Regions from separate parts of the Homo sapiens genome. Here region 1 is linked to region 2. A link is a contact called in ENCODE Hi-C data. All regions are on one chromosome and are shown on one strand. Each heading gives the region's core, a stretch centred on a gene start or an enhancer-like site at or near the end of the contact. The rest is flanking DNA. Distances are from core to core; before and after follow the strand shown. Region 1 holds the start of MAPKAPK2 (MAPK activated protein kinase 2). Region 2 holds the start of RBBP5 (RB binding protein 5, histone lysine methyltransferase complex subunit).

What was found. A loop is a pair of places that touch in the nucleus more often than their neighbours do. Pooled maps may share reads with other maps.
Region 1: a loop to region 2 is called in a pooled map, with 12 times the contacts of the local background. The contact joins the promoter of MAPKAPK2 here to the promoter of RBBP5 in region 2. A Hi-C loop is called at or near these places in 5 of 50 pooled maps.

What each region holds. Positions count from the first base shown.
Region 1 is chr1:206,680,103-206,686,957 of GRCh38, reverse strand. It overlaps MAPKAPK2 (MAPK activated protein kinase 2), which reads right to left and starts at 2,053. Exons shown (of 10, transcript NM_032960.4): 1 at 1,450-2,053. The coding sequence starts at 1,728. It overlaps LOC124904495 (a long non-coding RNA gene), which reads left to right and starts at 2,152. Exons shown (of 3, transcript XR_007066833.1): 1 at 2,152-3,217; 2 at 3,415-3,607; 3 at 3,848-4,818. It overlaps LOC124904496 (a long non-coding RNA gene), which reads right to left. Exons shown (of 3, transcript XR_007066834.1): 1 at 6,371-6,855; 2 at 5,368-5,783; 3 at 3,970-4,051. RefSeq lists silencers at 788-877, 1,288-1,377, 1,388-1,437, 1,898-2,077, 6,400-6,694.
Region 2 is chr1:205,117,697-205,124,438 of GRCh38, reverse strand. RBBP5 (RB binding protein 5, histone lysine methyltransferase complex subunit) reads left to right here and starts at 2,461. Exons shown (of 14, transcript NM_005057.4): 1 at 2,461-2,584. The coding sequence starts at 2,566. RefSeq lists a silencer at 1,484-1,778 and enhancers at 2,140-2,359, 2,500-2,679, 3,843-4,401.

The sequences.
Region 1 (6,855 bases), core at 804-3,303, 1.6 Mb before region 2:
GAGAAGTCTAAGACACAAATGTTGAAGTGTTGAAGATACTTATCCCCTCTCCAACAGTCAACACTAAACAACAACCGAGATCCCAGAGCAATAACTTACAGTAGAAAGCAAAGCACTGTAACAGGGTTGAGTATGAGAGCAGCAGGAAAACAATTCTAGAGGCCTTAAAATCTAGAAATGGAACATGCTTGCCCCGTACAACCCCGAAGTACTGGTGTTTCTTTTAAAACATCTGATCGTATATTCCAATAGTTCCACCCATACCACATTTCTGAGTTTTGTACTTGACAACTGAAATACAGCTCGCTGTGGGGGCTGAAGGGGAAGAGAAAAATATAACACAGGAAGTATTTTTCTCCTCCTCCAATCATTGAGACACCCCAGGGGAAACAGACCTGAGGCGTCACCTTTAGAGATTGGTTTGACCTGAAACCCCTGTGAGAGGAAAACCTTGTTGGTGACCCTGCAAGACCGGCTCACACTTCACTGCGGACCCACCCATCTCATGAGACCTCCCAGTCCATTGTGTTTAACTTCTGAAGTCGATATTCTCACTTGAATCCTTATTCTCCCCACCACCACACCCCTTAAAGAAAGAAAAGGGATGGGCTCCCCCGGCTCAAGGATAATGTTTCCTCAGACTGCCCATCACGGCGCGAGTCCAGGACAGCAAGTGGCCCTCTCTAGGAGGCGGAATCAGCACGGGCCCGGCCGCGGGTTACAGACTCTGTTCACAATGATCAGCCGGGCCGCGGACACCGCCGGCCTCTCCCCGGAGCCGCCCCGCGCGGGCGTGGGAGGGGGCCAGCTGAGGGGGCCAGCTCCGGGATCCAAATAATCCCGCCCCCGCAGCCGGGGGACACCCAGGACCCTCCCGCCGCACACCTCCTGCCCGGCGCGCCCCAAGGCGGCCCGGCTGCCCTCGCGAGGCTCGGGGAAGTGAAATCACACATTCCGGCTCCCAAATAAGGAGCGAGGCTAAATAAACCTCTGCGATCCGACTTCTCCAAACCAACCGACCAACCGGCTCAATGAGTAATGGGCCTTTTGTGCCCGCAGAGAGAGAAAAAGGAGGGAGGAGAGGACGGGGAACCACCAACCCCAAAATCACTTCCTTGAGATGGAGTGAAATTAGCAGAAGTCCCGAAGCCAACCGTTCTGACTCGGCTGGATCCCGCTCAAACCCCAAAATGGCAGGGTCCCCTGAGTCCCCAGGAGCGGGTCCCAGGGCTCCCGCCCGGGAGCGGCCGGAAGCGGTCAGGGAGGCGAGGGCGCTGGGACCCGCCGCCCGCGCCGCACTCGGCACCGCCGGCCCGGCCGCCCCGCCCCGCCCCGCCGCGGCCACCCCTCCGCCCCGCGCCGCGACCCAGGCCGGGACGGGCACCCGACGCCGTGGAGCTCCAGGGCCCGGGACCGGCCCCGCCTCCCCTCCCCGGGCCCCAGACCTACTTTGAGGGCGAATTTCTCCTGGGTCCTCTTGTTGAAGATCTGCAAAACTTTGCCGTTGATGCCCAGCCCCAGGACCTGGCTGGTGACCTTGTAGTCATCGATGATGGCGTTCTTCTTGATCTGCAGGCCGGACTTGACGTGGAACTGCGGGAACTGCTGCGGGGGCGGCGGCGGCGGCTGCGCCGGGGGGTGCGGCAGGGCAGGGGTGGGGGGCTGCGGCGGCGGGGCCGGGGCGGGGAACGGCACCGGCGGGCTCTGGCCCTGGGAGTTGGACAGCATGGTGCCCGGGGACGCCGGGGCACAGGCGGGGGTGCCCGCGGCCGCCCCCTCCTCCGGCTCCGGGCCCCCTCCCCGCCGCCCCCCGACGGGCTGCGAAGTTCGCTCCGGGCTGGAGCCGGCTTCCCCGACCCGGCCCGGCTCCAGGCTCGGCGGGTCGCGGGGCTCCGTGGGTCCCACCGCGCGCCGCTGGCTCCCACCGGCCCGGCGCCCTCCCTCCCTCCCCCCGGGGGCCTGGCGCTCTGGGGACCGCGGGGCGGCGGGGGCCCGGCCGGGGGGAAGCGGCCGCGCGACAATGTACCCAGCCCCGGGCCGGCGGCCGCGTCACAGCCTCGTCTGCGTCCGGGGCCGGTCCTTAAAGGGGAGGGGCGGGGGGCGGGGCCTGGGGAGGCGTGGCGTGGGGGGAGGGGCGGGCCTTAAAGGGGAGGACGCGCGGTGCCGGGAGCTGGGAGGATCGCGGAGTAGGCTGGGGGCTGCTGCCTCGCGGACAGTGAGAGGGGACAGGGAGAGGGGACGAAGAAATGCTAGTTCTTAACCAAGGCTATGCAAAGGGAGAGGGGAGGCGTGTCAAAGGAGCTGCATAATTCAGATGGAAAATCCACTCCTCTCCAATTGTCTGGGCTTCTTAGCGGCAGCGAATTGGGAGAGGGGTGTATTTCCAAGGACAGGGATGGCTTGTAGGTATCCAGCTAGATGAGACCTCGTGGGGGTGGGGGGGAGCTGGAATCACAGGGGTCATTCATCCCAGGAAAAGGTGTGAGCCAAAGGCGGGCGTATTAAATATTTCCCTAACTTCAACATTTTCCTCTGAGGTTTTTTGCATCTCTTTTCTCATTAATTTATTGTTTTTCAGTAAAGACGTATTATTGTGTAACCAGGAGCACTTTAGTAATTATACCTTTGAACATGTTTTCCTGTAAATAAACTAAAAAGGATACAGGGTGGGAAGAGGATGGGTTGAGATTGGGGCCACCTGAATTCCCGCCATCCTTTGCCACGGATTGGCTGTGTGAGGCTGAGCAAGCCTTGCACCTCTCTCTCCGTGGGAAGAACAGCGAGACCTTTTCAAAGGTTGTGGGCAGAGTCAAAGGAGATAATGAAACTGAAGGGGAGGCCCTGGGGAATGGCTTCTGATTTCCGATGTGGAAAAATTAATCCGTAAGAAGTGGGTTAGCCCCGTGTATCTCAGGAAAAGCCCAGGGATCTAGCTGGACCCTGCATAGAAGCTGCCAGGAGGCCTCCACACACATTCTGATGGGGTTCGAGATGACCAAGTACATTCCTGCCGACCTCCTCCCACCTCTGACTGGCAGAACATTTGAGAAATGGCAAGCAACCCAGACAGGTGAACACAAAACCTCAGCTTAAGTCTTGGTAAGGCCAGTTAGAGAATGAGGCTTGACCTATGGCCACACATGCCCCCTAATAGGTCCCCCAAAACTCCAGAGAGAAGACAACACCCCCAGAAGTGGCCACTGGGGATAGAACTTAGGTAGGTAAGGGACAAGTGCAAATGTCTCTTCCCTCATTCACCTTTCCCAGAAGATGCTTGTGGAGGCAGGAATGAGGGGGAGGAGTGAGGGGTGGGAGTTACCCTCCCAACACTGTCCTTTCCTGGGGCAGGTAGGGCTCTGTGGACCAAGGAGAGACATGTTTCCCCCGACACAAACATATGCTCTTCTCAAGCAGCATCTGCTTAGCTCCATGTACAAGGTGCCGTGCTCAGCCCTGCAGCGGTGGATGGTGTTATCTGATGGGGAAGAAGACAGATAACAGTGGCACAGAGAGGATGGCAGACACCTTCCTAGGAGCCCGAAGCACAGGGATTCTCTTCTGTCTACAGCAGCCAGCAGCTTCCTCCCGAGTCTACAGGATAGATACGGTTAGACAGCTCCCCAGATGCCCCTGACTCTTCAAAGACAAAGACACTATCTAAGGCCACGGGGATAGGAAAACATCTTCACTCCACTACTTCTATAGCACTGCTATCACCTCCCCGAAGCACACACAGGAGATGCCCAAGGACAAGAGGAACGCAGGGGTGGGAAGGTGGAAGGCTCCAACTGCTCAGGCTCTGGTGGGGCTGCTCTGGAGTCTGAGTTGGTCTTTTTTTTCTTTGCAGAGTCACTGGAAGCTCCCTATGGCTTGGTGTTGAGGTATCACCTGCTTTTCTCCACAAAGCTAGAAAGAGAATAACTTCCTTCTGCCTTTTCAGAGGCAGCAAGGCACAGTGGTAAGATGACAGGATCTAGAGACAAATGAGCTGAAGCCAAGACTGTCCTCCAACTGGGTTACCTTGAGCAAGACATGTAACATCTCTCAGCATCTGAAAAAGAAAAGAAAAAAACAACAAAATCTACTTTCGGGGCTGAGAGAGAATAAAATGAAATAGTAATTATGAGAACACATCCTAAAGCATAAACTATACATTATCATGAAATATTAAATATCACCATTATTTAGACATTGCTGGCTTGCTCCTCTGCTCTGTGCTCATGGCCTACGGATCTATTCCTGATATCAAAGCTGCTTTCCTACCTAGCTGGAGCTCCAGGGAGATGGTGAGGCCCAATGATCTAGGAATAACAGGACAACTGAATTCCCACCTGAGAGTCCTCCCGGAGCTGCAAGAGCCAAATAGGCCTAGGGGGCACACAGGGACTCTGAGGGTACATACATAGTGGATAGAGATTATATGAACTGCACACACAGCACCAGAAAACACACACATATATGAACACAACACATGAGCACAATGTGCCATGTAACAGAATAAACGCCTAGTGGATGAATAATTGAGGAGTAAGATGTGCTAAATGCAGAAGCACTGGCCAAGAGATCCTGAGTCTTAAGTTCCATTCTGATACTGACTCGCTATGTAACCTCATGAGAGCCCCTTGCTCTCTCAGTTCCTTCCTTCTCATCTGCAAAATAGTGACAATAACATCTGCCTTGCCTACTTTGTAGGGCTTGTGCAAGGATAAAATAAAAACTTTCCTACAGGAAGCAGTCCAAAGTCCTATTTGTGTAACACCAGGCTCTTAGCCATCTGTAATGAACTACTTAATAAACAGTTTTTATGGATGTGTAAAAGCGCTTTAAAACTTGAAAGTCTATGCAAATAGAAAGTACTATTTTTATCTACTATTAACATGCAAACACATATGCCATGCAATATAGTACACACAAAGACAATTTAAGGACCTCAGGTACATAGAAATGGATTAATTATAATCCTTGATTCATGACACACTCTCGTCATTGGATCATTGATCCATGCAGCTCCACTTTTATTGTTAGTTAATAATTATTTTTAATAATGCAGTAAGCACCTGTGAATCCACTACCCAAAATAAAAACTAGAACTTCGACAATAATTTACATCTAACTAGATGATTCCTCCACACACACTCCCCCAACCCCTCCATTTTCATGGCCCAAGACCCCATCATCCTGAGTCCTATGTTCACCTTTCCCTTGCTTTCCTTTTTATATAGTTTTGTTTCATGAAGGCATGTTCAAAGGTATCATAAAAGATGAAACTCAAATCACCTTAAAAGGGAGGTGGCCAAGGGTGATGTTAGCAGCAAGACCAGGTTAAAATAAGAAAATGCCTTGTCACAGTTTCAAAGTATTCCTCACCTTCTCATGATGATGGTGATGATGATGTTGATGATGATGATGATGATGACGATGACAATGTTTTTTGAGTGCTTCCTGAGTGCCCAACACTGTGCTCAACCCTCTACCTGCATTGTCTCATTTAAATCTCATGATGATCCGTGGCTGAGATTGCTAGTTGGGTGGGCTAACACCTTTTTTTCCTCTCTTTGATAGTAAAGAGCACCCCATATTTAGCTAAGCACAAGACTGCCTGGAATAAAAATTACATTTCCCACTTGAGCAGCCTCCACTATAGCCGGTTACATTCATAAGATTAAGTTATAACCAATGACTTGTAAGTGGAAGTGGTTTATGGAAAGAAGTATGTCCTTCTTCTTCTCCTTCTCTTTTTTCTTTCCTGCTGACTGGAATAAAAATTTCACAGCTGTAGCCATCTTGGATGGTGAATTGGAGGTTACAGGTTGAGGAAGACAGAACAAAAGGACAGAAAGAGTCTGTATACTGGTGAACCTGGATCCATCATATCAGCAATGAGCCACCTACCCAGACTTTTATATGAAAGAACAATAAATGGCCTTCTTGTTGAAGTGACTGATGGTCTAGGTTTTCTATCATTCACAGCCAAACCTTATCCTACTCTTACACAGCCCTATGAGGTCTGTACTGTTATCCTCACTTATCTGTTGTATAAACAAGAAAACTGAGTCCCAGAGAAATTAAATAACTTTCTCAGAGTCATTCCACTAGCGAAGGACAGGACCCAAATCTTTCTGACCCAAAGTCCATGCTCATGGTCCTTACTATAGATCCTGAGCAGACATATACTCACATATCCTTCTTAATGTCAGAAATATGATATCTGCTATTTCTGGGCAGGAATTGCCTGAAGAGGTATGGGCTATTCTTTCCATTTTAGAGCAACATAAATTTTCCACACCTCAATTTCCTTCCATCTTGGCCTAATCTGTTACAGAATATAGGTCTATGTTAATTTGCATGACTGGGTTATATGATAGGATACATTGTGACAATCTTTTTCTTCAAGATTCCCCCACACAGCCTTCACACCATCATGGAGTAAAAGTTTCCTGTTTTACTATGACGTGGCATTATGAATGAGTGACAGAGGGTGGAAATTTATGGAGGTGGATCTCTTGGAAATTTTCAGCTAACACTCTCTTGATGAGTGAGGATCATCCACAGGCTGGCGGATCTGCGCATGAACACAGATAAAGCAGCCTTTGTATCCACTGCTAGTACCGCAAACAAAATATTGCAAGAAGGAGCATGATTTACAGAAGAAGCTCTGTCCACTAAAAACCCACTCTTGGAAAGAAAAATGGCTTAGAGCCAGAGAGAAATAGTCTTCATGTCATAGGCTAGTATTTCTGTGATAAAATGAGAAATTCCCCCAAAGCAAAAGTGACAGATATATATACATAAGACTCAGTCACAAAAATTTCTGACCCAGAAAATGACCTCAAAATATTGGTCAGGATGGCCTCT
Region 2 (6,742 bases), core at 1,212-3,711:
CCAGGCGACAAGAGCAAGACTCCCTCTCAAAAAAAAAAAAAAGAAAAGAAAAGAAAATTCCTCAGGGGTTTTCTAACACTATTTTTATTTTCATTTTATTTATTTATTTATTTTGAGATGAAGTCTTGCTGTTGCCCAGGCTGGAGTGCAATGGCATGATCTTGGCTCACTGCAAACTCCACCTCCTGGGTTCAAGCGATTCTCCTGCCTCAGCCTCCCTAGTAGCTGGGATTACAGACATGCGCCACCACACCTGGCTATTTTTTGTATTTTTGGTATAGACGGGGTGTCACCATGTTGGCCAGGCTGGTCTCGAACTCCTGACCTCGTGATACGCCTGGCCTCTGCCTCCCAAAGTGCTGGGATTACAGGTGTGAGCCACTGCACCTGGCCTCACTATTTTTATTTTTAACAGCTTTAATTTTAACTTCATTAGCTATATTAGCATCCAATCTGTAAAAATTATTACATTGGAATCAGGCGTGGTAGCTCACAGCTGTAATCTGTAATCCCTGCATTTGGGAGGCTGAGGCAGGAGGATTACTTGTGCCCAGGAATTTAAGGTTACAGTAGTGAGCTATGGTTTCGTCATTGCATTCCAGCCTGGGCAACAGAGTGAGACCATATCTCTAAATACATATATATATGATTACTTTGGATTTGAGAGTAGAGTCAGAGAATTTAGAGGAAACTAGGCTGTGGTTTTCACACGATATTTTTCCTTGTTGCTTTTGCCTTTATGCAAAGTTTTCCTTTGTCTTTGGAGAGTAGAAAAACTGTGGATTTTTTTTTTTTTGAGACAGAGTCTCACTCTGTTGTCCAGGCTGGAGTGCAATGGTGCGATCTTGGCTCACTGAAACCTCTGCCTCCCGGGTTCAAGCGATTCTCCTGCCTCAGCCTCCCGAGTAGCTGGGATAACAGGCATGAGCCACCACGCCCAACTAATTTTGTATTTTTAGTAGAGACAGTGTTTCTCCATATTGATCAGGCTGGTCTCGAACTCCCGACCTCAGGTGATCAGCCCGCCTCGGCCTCCCAAAGTGCTGGGATTACAGGCGTGAGCCACCGCACCCGGCTGCAAAAGACATACTTTATAAAGGTCCAAGGATAATGGAAATAGAAGACATTAATGTAATATGTTCTTGGGAACTAATTGGATACACCAAGTATTATCTTTGACTAGTTTCTGGACTTCTGCTTCATTCTGCAACCTGCAGCCAACTACCATGGTGTCCATCTATTATTAGGCGCTTTAAATAGCTCCTTAATTCACATTTACTCTCTTCAATCGATGTGTCAGACTGTGGGGGCCACTTAATTCCCATTCCAAATTCTTGGGAAAGGAATTTAATTGGGTTGAGCTTAGGTCAGGGGCTTACTGAAAGAGCAATCAACTGGGGCCCAGGGACAGGGTGCACTGTGTGAATGAGGCTGCTTTTTCTGCAAATTTGTCAAGTAGAGGCAGACTGGACTAGCTACATAATTTGCAGGGCCCTGGGCAACATGAAAATGCTGGGCTCCCTAGTTCAAAAGTTTCATTATTGTTTCCAAAAGTTTGCAATTGCAGACAATACTGCGATTAATAAACTTGTGTATGTGTATTTTTCCATTGTCGGAGACCTAGCCCGAGTACTATTTTCTGCAGCGAGCCTTTGACGTTGTTTCCTTTTTCTGATGAGCCACAGCATTTATAGTAGGAATTTGTTCATATAAAATTTGCTCTTTCGCTAGATACCAGTAACTGGACTTCTCTAATTGCTTTGGGTATTTCATTGGAGTTCTGTATGACTGAGCTCCGGGAAACTCAGTCCACCCCTCATTCCAATTCTTTTTCACAGTCTTTTTCACAGCGTCCCTGTCAACACTGTTTGGTAAAGGGTAAAACCTTAGATAATAAGGTTTTTATTATCTTAACACAGACAGGCCTAACATATGTTGTCGTACCTTTCTGTAGGATCAATAGCATATCTTTACAAATGAGAAATAATTTTCACGAGACCGAAACACCCTGCAACGCCACCTACATACAGGGTAAGTACGCGCCTTGGTGAGGTCAGCGGCGCTACACACCCGAGCACTAGGGGACGACCTTCCCTGGTTTCTTGCATTAGCAGGACTTGTCCGGAACCTTTCCTGCGGAGTCTGAGGTAGCCCGCCCGGACAACGCCGCTGAACACACAACAGGGCAAGAACTAGTAGGTTAACTGTATGCCTGGAATTTCTACCTCACCTACATGTTCCCGGAGCAAATAATCTTAAATTGTCGCGCTATTTAAAGTCCCTAGTGACGATAACATTGTTGTACCTCAGCAAAGATCATAATTAATTGTTTCCGAGAGAGTGTATGCTTGATTTTGGTCAGGCATATATTTGGGCAGCCCACCTGAAACGAACAAGGAAGGCGGGGGAAGAAAGCGGAAGCCGCGGGGCCTTCTAAGGCCGAAAGTCTTCGGAGCTTGCGCCAGTCTCTTCGCGGCGTCCACCACTTAGACGCAAGTTGCTGAAGCCGGCCGGGGAGAAGGTGTTGTTGCCGGAGCTGAGACCGGGCGGCCACAGTCCGCAGGGATGAACCTCGAGTTGCTGGGTGAGAAGGGCTGTGGCTGCGTTTTAGAGAAGCGTTGGGTACTGGAAAGGAGGGAACCCAGGCGGGAGGGGAGTCAGGCTGCAATCTTAGGGACACTGTTCGGCTATGGATCACTGGGCACACCTGATGTGGAGCAGCAGCGGGAGGAGGAAGCCCACCTTCTGCCCGAGTAGGTTGCATTGCCCCTCCCGAGGCCACTTTCATATCAATTATGGAGCGATGGGGACAGACAGTTTGTGACTTAGCTTTGATTATGAGGATCGCAGGTGTTGAAGTACCCAGAGCAGCCAGGACCAGAGTTGTTGGAGATGGAATTTGAAGAAGTGAGGCTTGGGATGAAGCTTTGAAGACTTGTCAGGGAATTGGGTGCCTGAACAGGTTAATCTTTTTGTAGAAAAGAGAAGTCTAAGGAGGGGACTTGGAGATCTTCTGGTAGAAGCTTCTCATTGAACAGATGAATAAAGGCTCAGAGGGTAATGGCTAGGCACTAAGCAAGTAAATGGCATAGTTGGCACTGGAATCCAATTATCCTAACTTTCTGTTTAAGGTCCTTTGCTAGGGACGGTGTGTAAAACACTGAGGTGTGAAATACGGAGGGAGTTGTCTTTTGTCGCCCTCACTTTGAGTCATTGCCTCCTTACCTCCTATCCAGATTATTTAAAAACTGTAGGTCCTTTCTCCTGGACTTCCATTAGGTGACATTTAGCATGGTATTCTAGGGGTAGCTGAGGTTTTCAAGGACTTCTGCACTACTTGCTGTTCCTAATGGTTAGGTTTCTCTTTTAAAAAAGTCAGAAGATATGTTAATTGTCAAAAGGGCTACAAAGATACATAAAAAATGGTCTTTGCCCTTAAAGAGCTTTTCATTAAGCAGGGAGTTTAAGGTGATTATGTAAAATAGCTGTAGGATATTGCAGAATGTAGGCAGGCCTGAAAGAGTCATTACCAGTTGCTAAGAATGTTTGGAACAGAGAGTGAATGTCTTTGGGGTAAAGGAAGAAGTCAACCAGGAAAAACAAACCCCCCAAACCTGTGGAGGAGTTGGAGTTTTAAGTGGACTTTTTTTTTTTTTTTTAAGACAGCCTCGCGCCGTCGCCTAGGCTGGAGTGCAGTGGCACAGTCTTGGCTCACTGCAACCTCTGTCTCCTGGGTTCGAGTGATTCTCGTGCCTCAGCCTCCTGAGTAGCTGGTACTACAGGTGCGCACTGCCATGCCTGGCTAATTTTTGTATGTTTAGCAGAGATGGGGTTTCACTGTGTTGGCCAGGCTGGTCTCAAACTCCTGGCCCCAAGCAATCCACTCACCTCAGCCTCCCAAAGTGTCCGGCCTTAAGTGGATTTTTAAGGTTGGTAAAATATCAACAGGCTGAAGTATGAAAATATGGGAGGGATGTTCAGTAGGCATCAGTGAGAGAAGACCTAAAGAATTTTCCTGCTTGGCCAGGTTGTGGATAAAGAGAATGCCAGGGGATGGGATCGGTGCCATCTATTTTGTGTTGGTTCTCGAATGCCTAGCTCAAAAGTTTGGGCTTTTTAGGGAAGGTAGGGTAGATCCATTGAAGGATTTTGACTTAGTAACTCAATCAGAGCTATGAGTTTGTAAGGTTTGTCTGACAGCAATGTGGAGTTGAGTTTTGGAGGAGTGTAAAACCAGTTTGGAGGGGTAGATTATATGAGTGATGAGGAAGGCCTGAGCTAGGAAATAGAAAAGACATTGAGGAGGTAGGGATGACAAATTTGAGAATAGATTGCATATAGTGCTGATGAGTAAGAGAGTGACGTGAAAAATGGTGAGAGCAAATAATGATGCTGTTGATAAAGTGTAAGGTCATTGGAAAAAGACAGCTTTGGAGAAGCTGAATGTGGTCTAGGGGTCAGGAGACAGGTTTGGATTTATGGGAGAGATTTGTATTCTTTCAGATGGGCTCATTGAAACCTTGTGAATAGAGGACATGATCTAGAGAAAAAGTGGGAGGGGGAGAAAAGAAAATTGCCAAGCACACAATCTGTAGTTAGAGGTTAAGAGGAGGAATAAGTGGAGATAATAAGTTAGCTAACGGTTATAAAGTACTTTCTCTGAGCTAGGCAGATTTTCAAGTGCCTTCCATGTATTAATCTATGTAGAGGAAGAAGAGAGTACAGATTGGTGTGGCGTCTTCATAGAAGCCAATCAGAGCAGTTGAGTCTGAGGGCTGAGAATGGGTTGCTCTGTTTAGTCCTTTGGCAGCTTGGGACTCCTCAGCAGCTGGAACAGAAACCAGATTACAATGATTTTAGAATGGTGTGGGAGACAAGGGCAAAAGGTTGACGCTTACTTGTAAAAACTTAAGGATGGAAGAAAGGTGATAACGCTAGTACTTTGAAAGAGTAGCAGGATCTTGCAAAAGGCTTTTCTTGAATGATACAGAAGGTTCATTAGGATAAAACTTAGGAAGGAATATTTATTTTTATTTATCTTTTGAGACGGAGTCTTGCTCTGTTGCCCAGGCTGGAGTGCAGTGGCACAATCTCGGCTGACAGCAACTTGCGCTTCCCAAGTTCAACCGATTCTCCTACTTCAGCCCTCCCGAGTAGCTGGGATTACAGGCACCCAACACCACACCTGGCTATATTTTTTGTATTTTTAGTAGAGACTGGGTTTCACCATGTTGGCCAACCTGGTCAGGAACTCCTGACCTCAAGTGATCTGCCCACCTTGGCCTCTGAAAGTGCTGGGATTACAGGTGTGAGCCACTGTGCCCAGCCAGGAAGGAATATTTAGCACTGGAAGGTTAGACAAATTAAAGAAGCCTGGGTCCGAAAGATAACAATCTCTGAAAATGACTCTGCATTTTAAAGTGAGAAAGTTAATGATTATAGATAAAAGGAAAGGAACAGAAGTAATGTGATTGTGGAAGCCTACTGAAGGACATCTGGCCAGATGAAGGAAATGAATGACAATGTATTTTTAATGTGGTTAGACAAGTGGCTCATAGGTAGACACTAGTTTTACTTCTGCAACCACTTTTTGAGTCCCTGCTGTGTATTCACCAGTGTGCACCGGAGATATAATTAAATAAGATCATTTGTCAAACTTATTTTTACCACAAATCACAGTAAGAAATATATATTCTATCACAGTTCACTATATATACCTACACGTGTAACTAAGTTTCTCAGAATTATATTTAATCCTTGTTATGTTCAGTGTTCTCTGATAGTTTCTTTTCTTTTCTTTTCTTTTCTTTTTTCTTTAGAGGGAGTCTTGCTTCTGTCGCCCAGGCTGGAGTGCAGTGGCATGATCTTGGCGATCTTGGCTCATTGCAACCTCCGCCTCCTGGGTTTAAGTGATTCTCATGCTTCAGCCTCCCAAGTAGCTGGGATTACAGGCGTGTGCCACCATGCCCAACTAATTTTTTTTTTATTTTTAGTAGAGACAGGGTTTCACCATGTTGGCTCAGCTGGTCTCAAACTCCTGACCTAGTGATCTGCCCACCTCGGCCTCCCAAAGTGCTGGGATTACAGGCGTGAGCCGCTGCACCTGGCCGATATTTTCTAATCTATTGCAACATTTGTTCCAACTCACTAAATTAATGTATCCATTTATGGTGGATTGCGTCTTACTGTTTGAAAAACATTGAAATAAGATACCACTTTTGCCCTCGTAAATAGAGCTAAGAGGAGAGACAAACAAGTAGCTGTGTATAATAGGGAACCACAATAAATGAGCTATGGGAATCCAGCTAAAAGCACTTACAAGCAGTTGAGGTGGGGTGTGGTGACTCACGCCTGTAATCCCAGCACTTTGGGAGGCCAGAGTGGGTGGATCACCTGAGGTCAGGAGTTGGAGACCAGCCTGGTCAACATGGTGAAACCCCGTCTCTACTAAAAATACAAAAATTAGCCGGACATGGCAGTGCATGCCTGTAATCCCAGCTACTCGGGAGGCTGAGGCAGGAGAATCACTTAAACCTGTGAGGCAGAGGTTGGAGGGAGCCAACATCATTGCATTCCAGCTTGGGAGACAAGAGCGAACTCTGTCTCAAAACAAATAAATATATATATGGATATATATATATGTACAGATACAGAAAAAAAGCCTCCCCATCCCAAATTTTCAGTGGGGTTATCCTTTTATACCTTTTTCCTTGCTCATATAAACACACTTACACATACATTT